Regions from separate parts of the Homo sapiens genome. Here region 2 is linked to region 1. A link is a loop called in an ENCODE intact Hi-C map of the cell type or tissue named here. Cell type or tissue: Calu3. All regions are shown on one strand.

Region 1 (8,000 bases):
GAGAATTGCTTGAACCCGGGAGGCGGAGGTTGCAGTGAGCCAAGATCTCGCCATTACACTCCAGCCTGGGCAACAGGAGAGAAACTCCATCTCAAAAATAAATAAATAAATAAATAAACAAATAAATAAATAAATAAATGCACTGTCTTGGAAAACCTAAAGACAATATTCCCATTAGAAAATCAAAATTATTTTCAGACTCTCCTTGCCGAGTTACGACTTGGACACTGCATGAGGAAACAGAGCAGGATGGATGGCCTTGTTTCCAAGCCCCGTTTCCAATCTTCATTTCCAAGGATTTATTGCCATCATTTTTCTTGCAAATGAATAAATTATTTAATTATGCTGTCTAAGAATGGCAGAGCTATAAACCTTAATTATTCAACAATTTACCCCTTTAAAGTTGTTACTGGGACAATATTTTGATAATCTTCAGGAGCTATTCTGGTATCTCTACTATTCCTATATTCTTTGTTTTTTTTCTTTCTTTTTGAGATGGAGTCTCACTCTGTCGCCCTGGCTGGAGTGCAGTGGCGCGATCTCAGCTCACTGCAACCTCTGCTTCCCAGGTTCAAGCGATTCTCCTGCTTCAGCCTCCTGAGTAGCTGGAACTACAGGCACACGTCACCACACCTGGCTAATTTTTGTATTTTTAGTGGAGACGGGGTTTCACCATGTTGACCAGGCTGGTCTCAAACTCGTGGCCTCAAGTGATCCGCCCGCCTCGGCCTCCCAAAGTGCTGGGATTACAGGCGTGTGCCACCATGCCCAATGGTGTTTTGCCATGTTGGCCACGCTGGTCTCGAACTCCTGACCTCAAGTGATCTGGCTGCTTCGGCCTCCCAACGTGCTGGGATTACAGGCGTGAGCCACCGCGCCCGGCCTCTATTTCCATATTCTTAACCCTTCATTCATCATAATCCTGAAGGAGGAAGTCTAGAAAGAAAAAAAAATCGGAGGTAAGGTTTTGGGGGCGCGGGCTGCAGCTGTCGCTGGGCGCGTGGTGTGAGCGGTCTGAGCCTCCGGCTTACTTGCTCAGGGCTTTCTTCCCGCGTGTGCTTGGCGCTGCTCACAAACGCGCTCTCCTCTAGCACCGCCTGCTGGGCCGACCACGAGGCGCCTGGGCTCCGTGTAGCGGAAAATGCCGTGTGTTTCTAGGGAGGTGAAAAAGGAGCCCTCCACCGAAAGGCAGAATCAGCCATTTAAAGTTTTGGCAACGAAAACTGTAAGTCATGAGGCATTAGATGCAGGTATCTACAGTGCAATTCCAACAGAAAAAGTGGATGGAACATGTTGTTACGTTGCTACTTACAGAGATACCTTTCGGTTTGATTAGATAGAAAACCTAACAAACAACCTGTTAAAAGGTTTTAAAATTTTCTACATTCAAAAGAAAACTTCAAAGAATTTTCTTGGAATGTTGAGGAGTACTTCAAAGCTACTCCAGAGTGTTGGCTAGCAGCAAAGGAAACAGAAAAATTAAATAGGAATCTGGTCCATGACGAAACATGGACACATTCCTGGTGGGGCACCAGTAGAGAAAAATAACAAATAGCATTACTGGCATTCCTCTGTGGTTAATTATGAATTTGCAATTGATCTGGTACTAAAGCATCATCCTGAGGATCCTAGGCTTTTGGAAATTAGTGCCGTGCCATTATCAGATTTCTTGGAACAAACATTGCAGCTTATAGGAACAAATATCAATGGAAACCCATATGGGTTAGGAAGGAAGAAGCATCCACAATATGTTATACTACACGGACCATTTCAAATAAGAAACCTGCCTATATTGGGCCGAGCGTGGTGGCTCATGCCAGTAATCCCAGCACTTTGGGAGGCTGAGGTCGGCGGATCACCTGAGGTCAGGAGTTCGAGACCAGCCCGGCCAATGTGGTGAAACCCCTTCTCTACTAAAAATACAAAAATTAGCTGAGCGTGGTGGCAGGCGCCTGTAATCCCAGCTACTCAGGAGGCTGAGCCAGGAGAATCGCTTGAGCCCAGGAGGCAGAGGCTGCAGAGAGCAGAGTCGCACCACTGCACCACAGCCTGGGTGACAGAGCGAGACACCGACTCAAAAAAAGAAACCTGCCTATGTTGAAGCACAATGATCTGTTGTCCTGGTTTGAAAGCTGCAGAGTAGGTAAAGTGAAAGGAATAGTATGGGATTGCAGTGATGGCTGTTTAATTAAGGTCCATTACCATCGTCTATCCTCTTTGTTTACACTGGCCAATTGCAGATGTTTACATGAATTCAGAACCAGTAATTACCAATATGAAACTTAACAAATATGACTATGCTTTTGATACTGTTTAACAATTTTTTTAATCAGAAATTTAGTAGGCTTAAAGATGTAATACTTGACATATAAAATGCAAGTGCAATTAAAATTAGTTTTATTTATTTATTTTTTGGAGACAGGGTCACCCACGCTGGAGTGTAGTGGTGTAATCACAGCTCACTGCAACCTCGACTTCCCAGGCTTAAATGATCCTCTCACCTCAGCCTCTTGAGTAGCTGGGACTATAGGATCATGCCACCATGCCTGGCTAATGTTTTTAATTTTTAAATTTTTTTGTAGAGACAGGGTCTCAGTGTGTTGCCTAGTCTGGTCTTGAACTCCTGGACTCAAGTGATCCTCCTGCTTTGGCCTCCCAAAGTGATGGGATTACAGGGGCGAGCCACCTCACCTGGCCAGAATTAGTTTTATTATTAAAAAAAAAAAAGAGAAGACAATCTGCAAAACAGAAAAAAGAATACGTCTGTTAAAAACTACAAAAGATGGCTGGGTGCGGTGAATCGTTTGAGTTCAGGAGTTTAAGACAAGCCTGAGCAACATGGTGAAACCCCATCTCTCCCAAAAATACAAAAATTAGCTGGGCATGTTGGTGCGTTGCCTGTGGTTGCAGCTACTTGGGAGGCTGAGGCTGGAAGATGGCTTGAGCCGGGAAGGTGGAGGTTATAGTGAGCTGAGATCATGCCACTGCACTCCAGCCTGGGCAACACAGTGAGACCTCATCCCAAAAAAAATTACAAAAGACTGGGAGAAAGCAGAAACAAGTATTGGGAAGACTGTGCTATGTGTAGAACACTCCTGTTCCACTAATAAAGGAATGTGACCTTTGATAGATTGAGTATAGGGAACATATAATGGAAGCATTAAAGGGGTGGATCTTCCTTACTTTTTGCCTCCACTCTACACTTTTAGGTCAGACGTTCCCCGAAAGGGGTATTATCAGGCCTAGAGTAGAGACAGATGAGAGGTGGTTGAAATTACTCTATTGTTATTGTATAACATAATTAATATAAGCAGTGACTCTATGGGATCCTTTAAAGCTTTTATTTTCTGGGTAAACATTTGTACCTGGGCCAGTGCTGGAATTAGTGACTGCTTCCCACTCTTTCTGCTTTTCTTCTCTTGATCACCAGTGGCAGGAGGGTGAGGCTAGGTAGGAAGGAAAGCTTGATGTCTGGATGTGCCCAGGGAGGATTTGGGTTGTAGCTGGTCCTCTAATTCCACCTAGAGGTAAGAACTGGATGTGGTCAGGGAGAATCCTCTTGCTACTTCTCTCTTGCTACAAGCTGGCAGGCTCCAGTTTTACTAAGGAACACAAAAGAGTCCAGAATAGGGCGCGCACACACACACACACACACACACACACACACACACACACACGATCATATTTTTTGGTTCATTTAAAAATTTTTTATTGTCATATAATATACACAATAAAGTGTACCAATCTTAAGTGCTCCATGAACTTTTACATATGAAAACACCTTTTAACCACAATTCGGTTAAAATTATCTGAATATATGCAGCAGCCCAGAAGGTAATATGAGGTGTGTTTTCAGTAAATACTGTCATCCAAAGTAACTAATATTTATTTTTCCACCCAAATGTAGATGGACATTGGATTAACTTCTGGTGTGGACTATTATAAATAAAGTTACCTTAAATATTTGTGTGTGTGTGTGTGTGTGTGTGTGTGTATATATATATTTTTTTTTTTTTTTTTTGAGACGGAGTCTTGCCCTGTCGCCCAGGCTGGAGTGCAGTGGCCCGATCTTGGCTCACGGCAATCTCTGCCTCCCAGGTTCAAGTGATTCTCCTGCCTCAGCCTCCCAAATAGTTGGGATTACAGGCATGCGCCACCACACCCAGGTAGTTTTTTTGTATTTTTAGTAGAGACGGGGGTTTCACCATGTTGGCCAGGATGGTCTCGATCTCCTGACCTCGTGATCCGTCCACCTTGGCCTCCCAAAGTGCTGGGATTACAGGCGTGAGCCACTGGGCCTGGCCCACAGTATACATATTTTCCCCCTACTTGCTTTTTAAATTTTTCCATGTGTCATGAATATCATGTCATGGCATACACTGAAAACAAAATTCAGATTCTTGGCATGTACAGAAAAACCTCCTGAACAAAAACCTTTAAGAGTAAAACTTAGAAATCCATATTTTTTAAAAGGACCCCAGGGAATTTCGCTGTAAAAAGTAGATTTGAGGCACAGGCCCCGATTAACTCCTGGAGAGCAGAAACTAGAGTCACACATATTTTAGATGAACGACTCCTGTGTACTCTTAACTTTGTTAAGTGAATTTTAATGGTTCTGCTTTTTCCTCCATATTGATTATCTAGACCAGATTTTATGTTTGACTTCTCTGGAGAAATGAGGAGGAAAATCTTGGTCAAAGATAACTTCACTGATGCCATTTTAAACACAAAAGAACTCAGGGATCAATTGAGTGTCCCTAGAAAATGGGTTGAAACCTTTTTCTCTCCTGCTGTCTTTGTCAGATCATTTAGTTATAAGGTATTAATAACTGAAGCTGGATTGATCAAAACAGAGATATTAGATTTAGTTTTTCACTGTGAAAGCTAAGTGTGTGTCAGGATAGGCACTGTTAAAAAATAAAACCCTCTTATCAGGAAGCTTAAAAAGCACATAGCAAAGAGAATTTCAGTGGCCCAGAAGAGTCTGGAAAGAAGTAAAAGCACTGGCAAAGATTTACTTTGCAATTTATAGTACATATGAAATTTTTTTTTTTTTGAGACAGAGTCTTGCTCTGTTGCCCAGCTGGAAGGCTGGAGTGCAGTGGCGTGATCTTGGCTCACTGCAACCTCTACCTCCTGGGTTCAAGCGATTCTCCTGCTTCAGCCTCCTGAGTAGCTGAGATTACAGGTGCTTGCCAACACACCTGGTTATTTTTGTATTTTTAGTAGAGATGGGGTTTCACCATATTGGCCAGGCTGGTCTCAAACTCCTGACCTCAGATGATCTGCCTACCTTAGCCTGTCAAAGTGCTGGGATTACAGGCGTGAGCTGCTGCCCCGGCCAAATATGGGATGGTCGATGTAACTTATTCTTGAGACCAAATTTCGCTCTTGTTGCCTAGGCTGGAGTACAATGGCACGATCTCAGCTTATCCCAACCTCCGCCTCCCTGGTTCAAGCGATTCTCCTGCCTCAGCCTCCTGAGCAGCTGGAAATACAGGCACGTGCCACCACGCCCAGCTAACTTTGTGTTTTTAGTGGAGATGGGGTTTCGCCATGTTGTTCATGCTAGTCTTGAACTCCCGACCTCAGGTGGTCCGTTCTCCTGGGCCTCCCAAAGTGCTGGGATTACAGGCATGAGCTACCTTGCCCGGCTTGCATTACTTTCTCTGGACTGCTGTAAGAAATTACCACAAGCTCAGCAGCTTAAAGTAATAGAAATTTATTGTCTCACAGTTTTGGAGGTTAGAAGTCTGAAGTCAAGATGTTGGCAGGGGTGGTTCCTCCTGGGGGCTTTGAAAAAGAATCTGTTCCATGCCTCTCTTCTAGCTTCTGGTGGTTGCAGGCAATTCTTGGAACTCCTTGGCTTATAGATGCATCACTCCTATCTCTGCCATTGTCTTCACAAAGCATTCTCCCCATGCGTCTCTGTGTCTCTGTGTCTTTACAGGGTCTTCTTAAAAGGAGACCAGTCATTGGCTTATGGACCACCCTACTCCAGCATGATGTCATCTTAACTAATTACATCTGCAAAAATCCTACTTCCAAACACGGTTACATTCTGAGATTCATGATGGACATGAATTTGGGGGGGGGCATTATTATTGTCATTATTATTTTAGAGATGGGGTCTTACTATGTTGCCCAGTCTGGACTACAGTGGCATGATCATGGGGCACTGCAGCCTTGAACTCCTGGGCTCAAGCCATCCTCCAGTCTAAGCCTCCTGATAGGTGGGACTGCAGGCACATGCCACTGTGCCAGACTGGGTGGACACTATTGAACCCAATACATTACCTACTTTAGCAGACAATCCTACTATAGCTGAACTACAGAAACTGGAGCTGACGTTTCTGTACATTCTTTTTTATTTTATTTTTTTGAGATGGAGTCTCACTCTGTCGCCCAGGCTGGAGTGCAGTGGCGTGATCTCGGCTCACTGCAACCTCTGCCTCCCGGGTTCAAGCGATTCTCCTGTCTCAGCTTCCCAAGTAGCTGGGATTACAGGTGCACACCACCACCACGCCCAGCTAATTTTTTGTATTTTAGTAGAGATGGGGTTTCATCGTGTTGCCCAGACTGGTCTCGAACTCCAGAGCTCAGGCAATCCACCTGCCTCGGCCTTCCAAAGTGCTAGGATTACAGACGTGAGCCACCACGCCCGGCCCGTTTCTGTACATTCTTAGCAGAAGTTTTAAAAAGGGGAGAGAATATTGTTAGATCCTTTCCTTCTTCTTTTTCCAGAAATGAAGCATTTGGGCTTCCCTCTGTCTTTGTTACATTGTTAAGGGAAGAGCAGAAATAGGTGCCTGAGAGACAGCAGCAGCCCTGGCACCGTGTTTCAGGCCTCCACAAGCTCTGTGCTCATAGATTCTAGTGACCCTGTTTGGCTTCTCAGCCATCCCTTCCCTAGAATGCTAACCAATACAATTTCTTGGGGGGCTCCTTTAATTCTCAGTGTGGCCCTGGTAGTGGAGGAAGATAGTATGAATTTTTCTTCTTCCTTAAAGAGTTACAGTTAGTTCCTGTTTTGGCTTTTAATTTTTCTTTTTGGAGTTGTAATCTATATCTTTTCTTTTTTCTTTCCGCTGGTCCCCAAGGCAAATGTCAGGGCAAGAGTAGAGCTCCTCTTGCCAAGGATAGCTTCCAGAAGCTGCTTTTGTTGGCTCCTATATAAGCCGGTTACATAGGTACTTTAAGTTTTTGTTTTTCTCAGCATCATTTCTAGATGTCAGCTTGTTGTTATGTTCCTACTGGGCTGTTGCTAATGGTATTCGTACTATCACACAGATCATCCAAGGACAAACTTCACCAACCTGCCTAACCTTATAGAGTGTCATACACCCAACTGCTCCAGCTAAACAATTCTTGGGAAATTTGGCACCTGTATGTATGAGAGAGAGAGAGAGAGAGAGAGAGAGAGAGAGAGAGAGAGAAGGAGAGAGAGAGTGTGTGTGTGTGTGTGTAAGAGAGAGAAGCAGGGGGCTTGTCTGAGTTTGGGCTGCTATAACAAAATGTCATAGACTGAGTGGTGTTCACAACAGACATTTATTTCTCACAGTTCTGGACGCTGAGAAGTCCAAAATCAAGGTGTTGGCAGATTCGGTTCCTGGTGAGGGCCCTTTTACTGACTTACAAATGGACGCTTGCTCTCTACGTTCTCACATGGTTGAGAAGGAGAAAAAGGGGAAAATCTCTGTTGCTTCTTATAAGGGCATCTCTCCCATCATGAGAACCTACACTCCTTGCCCCACGTAAACCTGATTATGTCACCAAATCGCCATCTCCAAATGGGATCACATTGGGGGTTAGGGCCTCAACACATGGATTTTGAGGGGACACAATTCAGTTCATAGCAGGGCTGTTTAATATAATGTGGTTGTCATCTCCTGGACTCAGAAAACTTGAAGGCAACAATAAATTTAATGTTGATAGAAAATTATTTCAGTCAGCTTTCCTTGTTTCCTTAAAATAAAAGAGACTTTTAGGAGATGTCTAAT
Region 2 (8,000 bases), 350 kb before region 1:
AACTAATGCTCCTAAAAGCCTAAAGACCCATATTTGATTTTTATTAATACAATGTATGCTTAATTGTCTACATTATTTTATTTTTAATGGATTAGAGGAATATTTTAAAATAAACTTTATTGTGTGTATTTAAAGTATACAACATGTGTTATAGGATACATACAGATAGTAAAAGGGTTACTACAGTGAAATAAATTAATATATCCATTTCACACAGCTACCTATTTTTCTTGTTTTTGTAGCAAGAGCAGCTAAAACCTACTCAGTGTAAGTCCCATATACAGTACTTTTTTTTCTTCAAAGATGCATTGTGAGCTGCTTTATTATAGTGAAATGAACCATTTAGCAAACTGTGAACTTCATAAGCAAGTGTTTAAAACATGATTTTCAAAGACATTCCTTACCATTGTGTTTAAAGCCATAATGGAAAGAGTTTACATGTACACGTTTAAAAGATGAATCTCAGCATATTACTTCAAAGATGCATTGTGAGCTGCTTTATTACAGGGAAGTGAACTGTTTACCAAACCACAAACTCCCATATACAGTACAACTGTATTACCTACAGTCCTCATATTGTACATTAGGTTTCTGATTGCAGTTTTAAATTCAGACTCATTAAATATAACTTACTCTTCTTAAGCAGGCTGATGAGGAGAGTTTTGAGGTCTTCCTTTAGGTATGGCAGGGAAAAATCAAACTATAAGAATCAAATTTTATTGAATTCCAGAAAGAATAAGGGTCCTAAACTTTTTAGTATTTTATTTGCAATACGGCTGAGATCCTCGGAGATATTTTAGCAAAAAACTTCATTGTAGATGTAAAAAATGTCATTATCATGATAATACAGGTACAGTCAGAAAGGAAGCATAAGTGCTTTCAATGGTAGTAATTTCAATTACCAGCTGAAAGCAATGTAAATGAATTAAATCTAAGAATGTGGTTTTTTTTTTCCAACAGTCAATTTGATGAACTCCTGAACCATCTTTTTATTTGCTGGGAGCTGACATGAAGTAATTATTTTAAACAGAGTACATATTTATGTCATGTAAATCAATTAGGCAAAATGTCTATATCATATTTTAATCTTTTAATTGTCTCTTACTCTTTTCACATCAAGCTTTTATCCAAAGCAATTCTTTAGCAGTATAGAGTTCAGTTGCTTCTGTTAAACAGTAAAAATACCAACAAGGGTAACCAAGTAGTAGATGAAAGACAGTTTTTCCTTATAGAAGTATTAGAGCTGATGAAGAAAACATAATAGAATGAGAATATAATTTTTTGAACTCCTAAGGAATCTACGCATTGATCATGACTGCTAATATCATTAAAAGAGAGACAATCAGCCTCACAATGGAAGAACACACTACCACCTATGAAACATCTTGACAAAAAGCCACATCTGAATGGGCAAGCTGCTAGTCTACCAATTTAAATAAAAATGAACACAATGGAAGAACCTGTTGAACTACTCCTAGTAATGCAGTGAGCAAAATCTAGACTGTGTGATAACTATAAGACAACCAATCTGGTTTTCTTACAAATAAACTTAAGGAAGAACAGAGAGGAGGGGAGTGGAAGAGGGAGAGAGTGTGAGACAGCGATAGAGAAAGAACCTTGCAGTTTATGACAGGAGATAATTAGAAATATGAACAACAGACTGGATATTTTATTATATTAAGAAGGTAATAACTTTTAGGTAATGATATTTGTAATGTGGTTTTTAAACAGTACTTACTTTTAGAAATGAATGCTAAAATACTTAGGGATATAATTATACAGGGTCTGAGACTGCCTTCATAATCCAGTTGTGGGGGAATAGTTGGGCTACAGATGAAACCAGTTCACCTACAAGTTGATCACTGAGGCTGGCTGATGGGTTTATAGAGTTTCATTATAATATTCTCTTTAATTCTAATTTTGAAATCTCCCATATGTATTAGTTTGCTAGGGCTGCCGTGAAAAAATACCACAGACTGGGCGGCCTAAACAACAGAAGTTTATTTATTTTCTCACTATTCTGGAGGCTGGAAGCCCAAGATCAAGGTATTGGCAGGCTTGGTTTCTTCTGAGGCTTCCCTACTTTGCTTACAGATGGTCACCTTCTCCCTGTGTCCTCACATGTTTTTTTCTTTGTGTGCACCTATCCCTGGTATGTCTCTTTGTGTATGAATTTCCTCTTCTTATGAGGACACTAGTCAGACTGCATTAGGGCCCACCCAAACGACTCCATTTTAAATTAACTATTTCTTAAAGGCCCTATCTCCAAATACAGCCCGAGCTACTGGGAGCTAGGGCTTCAACTTATGAATTTGAAAGGAATACAATTCAGCCTATAACACCATAATAAATTTAAAAGTAATATAAAATATAATATTGATAATATTTTTAAGTAAAACGGGTACATACATAAAATCTTTAACTTCAAAAACTGAATTAAAAAGATATGAACTGTTTCTCAGACTACATCTGCAAATAAACTTGTCTCATATTCTCACCTTTTAATATTTGCTTCATCACTCGACGTGTATCCTTAGCAAAGCTGTTATATTCATTTTCCTGGTAGTCCCTTTCTGAGATCTTAGAGACTAAATTGCATCATATGGAAAACAAAATTCTGTTGTGAGCAACTAGCTACATCCAGGTACTACAGCATTGTCTATGTTTTAAGGAAAATATTCATGTAACAAATATTATTTCTCACTTTCAAAATTATGCACAAACTGGGTAATTGACAAGGGTTAGGTGATAGCATAATCAGGAAAACATGTCCCAAGGTACCCACTTTTACTCAGTGGAGATCACTGATAGAAGGCCAGGGTCTGATTTTCCTGTCCTATGCAACAGGGTTTACATGAAGTCATAGAGAAAATACTAGCCAGACTTTACGTAAATCTGGGAATATAACACATTAGTTAGAAGTTAGCATTAGATTCCAAAAAAAAGGTCATTACAACCTGAAAGAATGAGGCCTAATAAGGCGATAAACTTTACGAGGGATAAATGTATGATTCTACACTAGGGCTCAAAACCACTTACTGGAAAAAATAAGAAAAGAGAGGTATGGCTTTACAAGAACACATATTAATATTTTTGTTAAAAACTTTAATGGTAAGGGGGACACTGAGGGTCAATAATGTGTTTACGGAGAGTTCACATATTATTAGGTGTACCAATAAGATTCCAACAACTCAAAAGAAAGATGAGGATCCCATTTCAGTCAAGGCTGTTCAGGTTTCATCTGGCACATTTTGTTTCCAGATGATACACTTTAAAATACAATACTAGGACGGTAAATATATTTAATACCATGTCAAATGAAGAATAATTACTATTCTTGAACTTGGAAGTGTTAGTCAAGATTAAACAAAGACTGAAGAGAGACATAATCTTGTCTTCAAATACCTGGGGGGGCTGCCATTTGGAAAAGCTTTAGGCCTATCCTCCTGGGCCCCAAGCAGGAAGAACTCAGGAGACCCAGCTAACCCCTCCCCAACCTTTAGGAATATCACTTCCTCAGGGAGGCCTTCCCCGGCCTACAGACTGTGGGCTCCTGGCCACTGGTTTCTGCAGTTTTCATTCTTCTCTGTTGGGCACTAATCCTATTTCTAATTGTCAAATCGTGTTAGCCTGTGTCTTAGTCCATTCAGTTGCTTTTAACAAAATACTATAGACTAAGTGGCTTATAAATAACACATTTATTTCTCACAGTTCTGGAGACTGGGAAGTCCGAGTTCAAGGCACAGCCAGATTCTGAGTCTGGTGAGGGCTTGCTTCCTGGTTCTTAGATGGCTGTCTCTCACTTGAACATCACATGGAGAAGGGGATAAGGGGTCTCTCTTGGACCTCCTTTATAAATACACTAATGCCAATCACGAAGGCTCTGCTCTCATGATCTCATCACCCCCGTAAAGTCCCAGTTGCTAATACCATCATCCTGGGGGTCAGATTTTCAACACATGAATTTGCAGGAGAGACATAAACATTCAGACCATAGCACCACCCTAGACTGTAAGTTCTCAGAGAAGACAGACCATGTCTGATTTGTTGGTCCTAGAACACTTGTGCCTAGCATAGTTGAATGAAAGAACCCATGAGATATGGATTTGGATTTAATATGAAGATTTATGTATTTTTTTAATAGTGTTGTGCAAATTCATGGGCTGCCTCAAGAGGGAGCAGTTTTCCTTTCACGGGTGGCCTGCATTCAGTCTTAAAACGGCAGTGAGAGTGAGCGGATTAAAGGTGACTAGGCTAAATGAATTTTACCCTCTTTGCCAACTGAAGAACTATGATTTGAATTCTTCTGGGAAACATCAGCTCAATTCTGATCCATTTTGGAAAAGTTTAATAATAAATTTTTCATAATTGCTCCTGTTCAAACCCAAATTTCATTTGTTTCTCCCCACTTTTTATTTATCCTTCTCTCCCTACTCCCCAAAGCTGATGATTAATATTTCTATTTTATTGTAAGGATGTATAAAGCTTCAGAAAACATAGTAGCAGACAGTGAGGTGAAGTCAGACTTAGAGACAAGGAAAATATTTCTGAGATTGTTAGCATCAGCTGGGCCAAAAGTAAATGTAGATTTGATAAATGACACAAAGTCATTACCTCTCCATTTCTCTTTTTGCTGATTCGATTTTTACAAGGACCCAATTTTCCCTAAAAACACATCAGACTTTCAGCAAATATTAAGACTGCATCTTTTATTTACAAGGCAAAAAAATCTACCTAAATACTTTTCATTAAAACTGTGTGCCCTGTAATACTGGTTTTCAGATAGTCAAATATTATATAACTTTGGTTATTCCTGTGGGAGTTAATGGGCAAAGACCTTGAAGGTCATTCTCCTTACAAATTACTAAAACTACCAATTCTGACCTTGATTACTTGATTTAGTTTGATAATGAAGTTTGAGGATGAAGTGAAATATGTGAATAAATACACATGCCTGCTATCCTTCCTCTACTCTCTACCTTCCTTCTAGAGGAACATCTTTTGTGACAGTATCCTCTAGCCCTCTATCAATTCATAGATAACTATGGAATTGGGAAAACAATATGTTATCAAACAATAATAATAAAAACACAAATATATTTATTTCAAACCCTATTATATCTGTTGAAAAGGTTAAGAAACAGGTAGATAGAAACAATTAGGTAGAAGGTGAGAAACAATTAGATAAGGACAGGGAATTAGGTAAGGAGTGGGGGCTAGCAAATGATACCCTGTAGTTGGGAGTACAACTGTTGGGAGGGTACCCACACACCAAGCAAAGGGGCTTCGAGAGAGCTCCACCCACAAAGAGGACTGAGTATGACTCTCCTAAGTGTGACCTAGATGGAAATAATTTTTATGACCTTTAAATCTAATGCCTACCTCTTTCTGAAGACTTAATTCTTTCTTCTAAGGATGAAGACAAGGAACGGATTACAGCGAAGACAAGAGGAGTATGGGGAGGTTCATGATTTTCAAATGCTTAATGTTTTCCTTTTGTACCATGTCATACTAGCAGTTAAAGACCAGAGAGTAGATGTTTGAGTTAAACCTCACTATGTTTATGTTGATATTTATACCTTACACGTTTTCTACAGCTTTAAGCAAACCTTGCCAAACAATGTAATGAGTCTCATGTTTAGCATAACTTCATACATGTCTCTGAAAAAAAAATACATGTGGAAAAAGATATGCCTATCCCAGGAAAAATTACATAGGTATACTCTTCAGAGCAGTGCTTCTCAAATTTGATTGTGAATATAAATCACCTGGAGATCTTGTAAAAATGCAGATTTTAATTCAGTGGGTCTCAGGTGGGGCCTGGGATTCTGCATTTCTAACAAGTTCCAGGTGATGTTGATAATATTAGTGCACAGAACACACTCTGAGTATGTTTTAGACCATGACATGAAAACTCAGCTTCGGCAGGAAATCTGTCCCCTCAACCTCATTTCCCCTTTCATAATTTCCCACTGAGTTCCTACGCTTTTCCGTTTTGCTGGTGAGAAAGTTTTAGGTACGGCAGGATGGATACAAATGGAAAGAAAATATTCTAAAATTACAACTTCAAGTGAAGATTTTAAGTTGACTCAAGGGTAGAGACATATTTTTAATGTACATGAATTACACATACTTCACCCAAATCATTGAATACATGATATTCTATTTCTTGACATAAATGGAGCCCTATGTCTGCCTAATTTAAAAGTAAGTTTATTTACAGACGACCTATAGAATGGGAGAAAATATTCACAAACTATTCCTCTGACAAAGGTCTAATACCCAGAATCTATAAGGAACTTAAAGAAATCAACAAGCAAAAGATAACCCCATTAAAAAGTGAGCAAAGAACACAAACAGATACTTCTCAGAAGAAGACATACATGCAGCCAACAAACATGAAAAAAAATGGTCCACATCACAAATCACCAGAGAAATGCAAATCAAAACCACAATGAAATACCATCTCACACCAGTCAGAATGGCTTTTGTTATAAAGTAAAAAAAAAAAAAAAAAATGTTGGTCAGGCTGTGGAGAGAAAGGGACACTTACACAATGTTGGTGGGAATGTAAATTTGTCTCGCCACTATGGAAACCAGTCTGGAGATTTCTTTAAAAACTAAGATTTCAACTACCATTCAACCCAGCAATCCTATTACTGGGTATATACTCAAAGGAAACTCAGTTGTTCTACCGAAAGGACACATGCACCCACATGTATGTTCATTACAGTGTTATTTCCAATAGCAAAGACACGGAATCAACCCAGGTGTCCAACAACAGTGGACTGGATAAAGAAAATGTGGCACACATATGCCATGGAATACTACACAGCCATAAAAAAGAATGAAATTGTGTCCTTTGCAGCAACATGGATGCAGCTAGAGGCCGTTATCCTAAGCAAACTAATGCAGAAAAAAAAAACCAAATACCACATATTCTCACTTATAAGTGGGAGCTAAACACTGGGTAAACATGAACATAAAGATGGAAACAATAGACACTGAGGAATATAAAAGAGGAGAGGAAGGGAGACAAGGGCTGAAAAACTACCTATTGGGTACTATGCTCAACACCAGGGTGACAAGTTTAGTCATATCCCAAACCTCAGCATCACAAAATATACCTCTGTAACAACCTTGTACATGTACACCTTGATTCTAAAATATATGTTGAAAAACAAAAAGAAGTTTAATTAATACACAGCACATAATCTCATTGTTCAGGTGTCTCTGAGGAGTGAGGTGATCTAAATAAATCACATTTTTCAGATAACTAAAGTTTATCTTTTTAAGTTTCCAGATGTATTTATTTTAGAAATTTTTAATTGAAATCTTTCTGGAATTAACATACTCAAGAATTTTTAACTATGCAAAACAAAGTCTAACATATCTGCCCAGGCGTGGTGGCTCAGGCCTGTAATCCCAGCACTTTGGGAGGCCGAGGAGGGTGGATCACGAGGTCAGGAGTTCAAGACCAGCCTGGCCAAGATGGTAAAACTCTGTCTCTACTAAAAATACAAAAATTAGGCGGGCGTGGTGGCAGGTGCCTGTAATCCCAGCCACTCGGGAGGCTGAGGCAGAGAATTGCTTGAACCAGGGAGATAGAGGTTGCAGTGAGCCGAGATTGCATCACTGCACTCCAGCCTGGGCAACAGAACAAGACTCCATCTCAAAAAAAAAAAAAAAAGTTTAACATATCTACAATTACCCAGGGTCAGTAGTTTTTACTCCATGGTATGACATAACAACATTATAAGAGCTACTAAGGTCTGCATGGGACTATGTGCTCTCACACAGTGGAGTCCCAGTGCCCAGAGCAGGGTTTCTCAGTCTATTTGGAGCAATCTTCTGCTTCCTTCCACCATGGTCAGCTGCCACCTCACTCTGTTCTCTGATTGCCATTCCCTTGCAATTTCTAATCTGCTGCTTTGTTTTTCACGACAGTCTGGGAAAGATTCTGAAATGGGCTCCCTTCTCACTCCTGTTTTTAAAGCAGG

Evidence for each region. A loop is a pair of places that touch in the nucleus more often than their neighbours do. Peaks named below come from ENCODE experiments on the same cell type or tissue, not always from the same donor. Only the 100,000 strongest peaks of a DNase experiment are listed, where the experiment ranks them.
Region 2: it touches region 1 in a loop (4-fold over the local background); 1 of 110 quality-filtered maps calls a loop at or near these places.

What each region holds. Positions count from the first base shown.
Region 1 is chr3:109,395,499-109,403,498 of GRCh38, forward strand. It overlaps the pseudogene RLIG1P2. Among named protein-coding and RNA genes, the nearest start is that of LINC01205, 10 kb to the right of the region's middle. RefSeq lists an enhancer at 301-1,107. In Calu3, no CTCF peak of the experiment used is centred here; a DNase peak (open chromatin) is centred at 3,493.
Region 2 is chr3:109,046,607-109,054,606 of GRCh38, forward strand. All of the region lies in intron 14 of MORC1 (MORC family CW-type zinc finger 1), which reads right to left. Among named protein-coding and RNA genes, the nearest start is that of MORC1-AS1, 51 kb to the right of the region's middle. In Calu3, a CTCF peak has its summit at 4,164 (motif pointing right); a DNase peak (open chromatin) is centred at 4,195.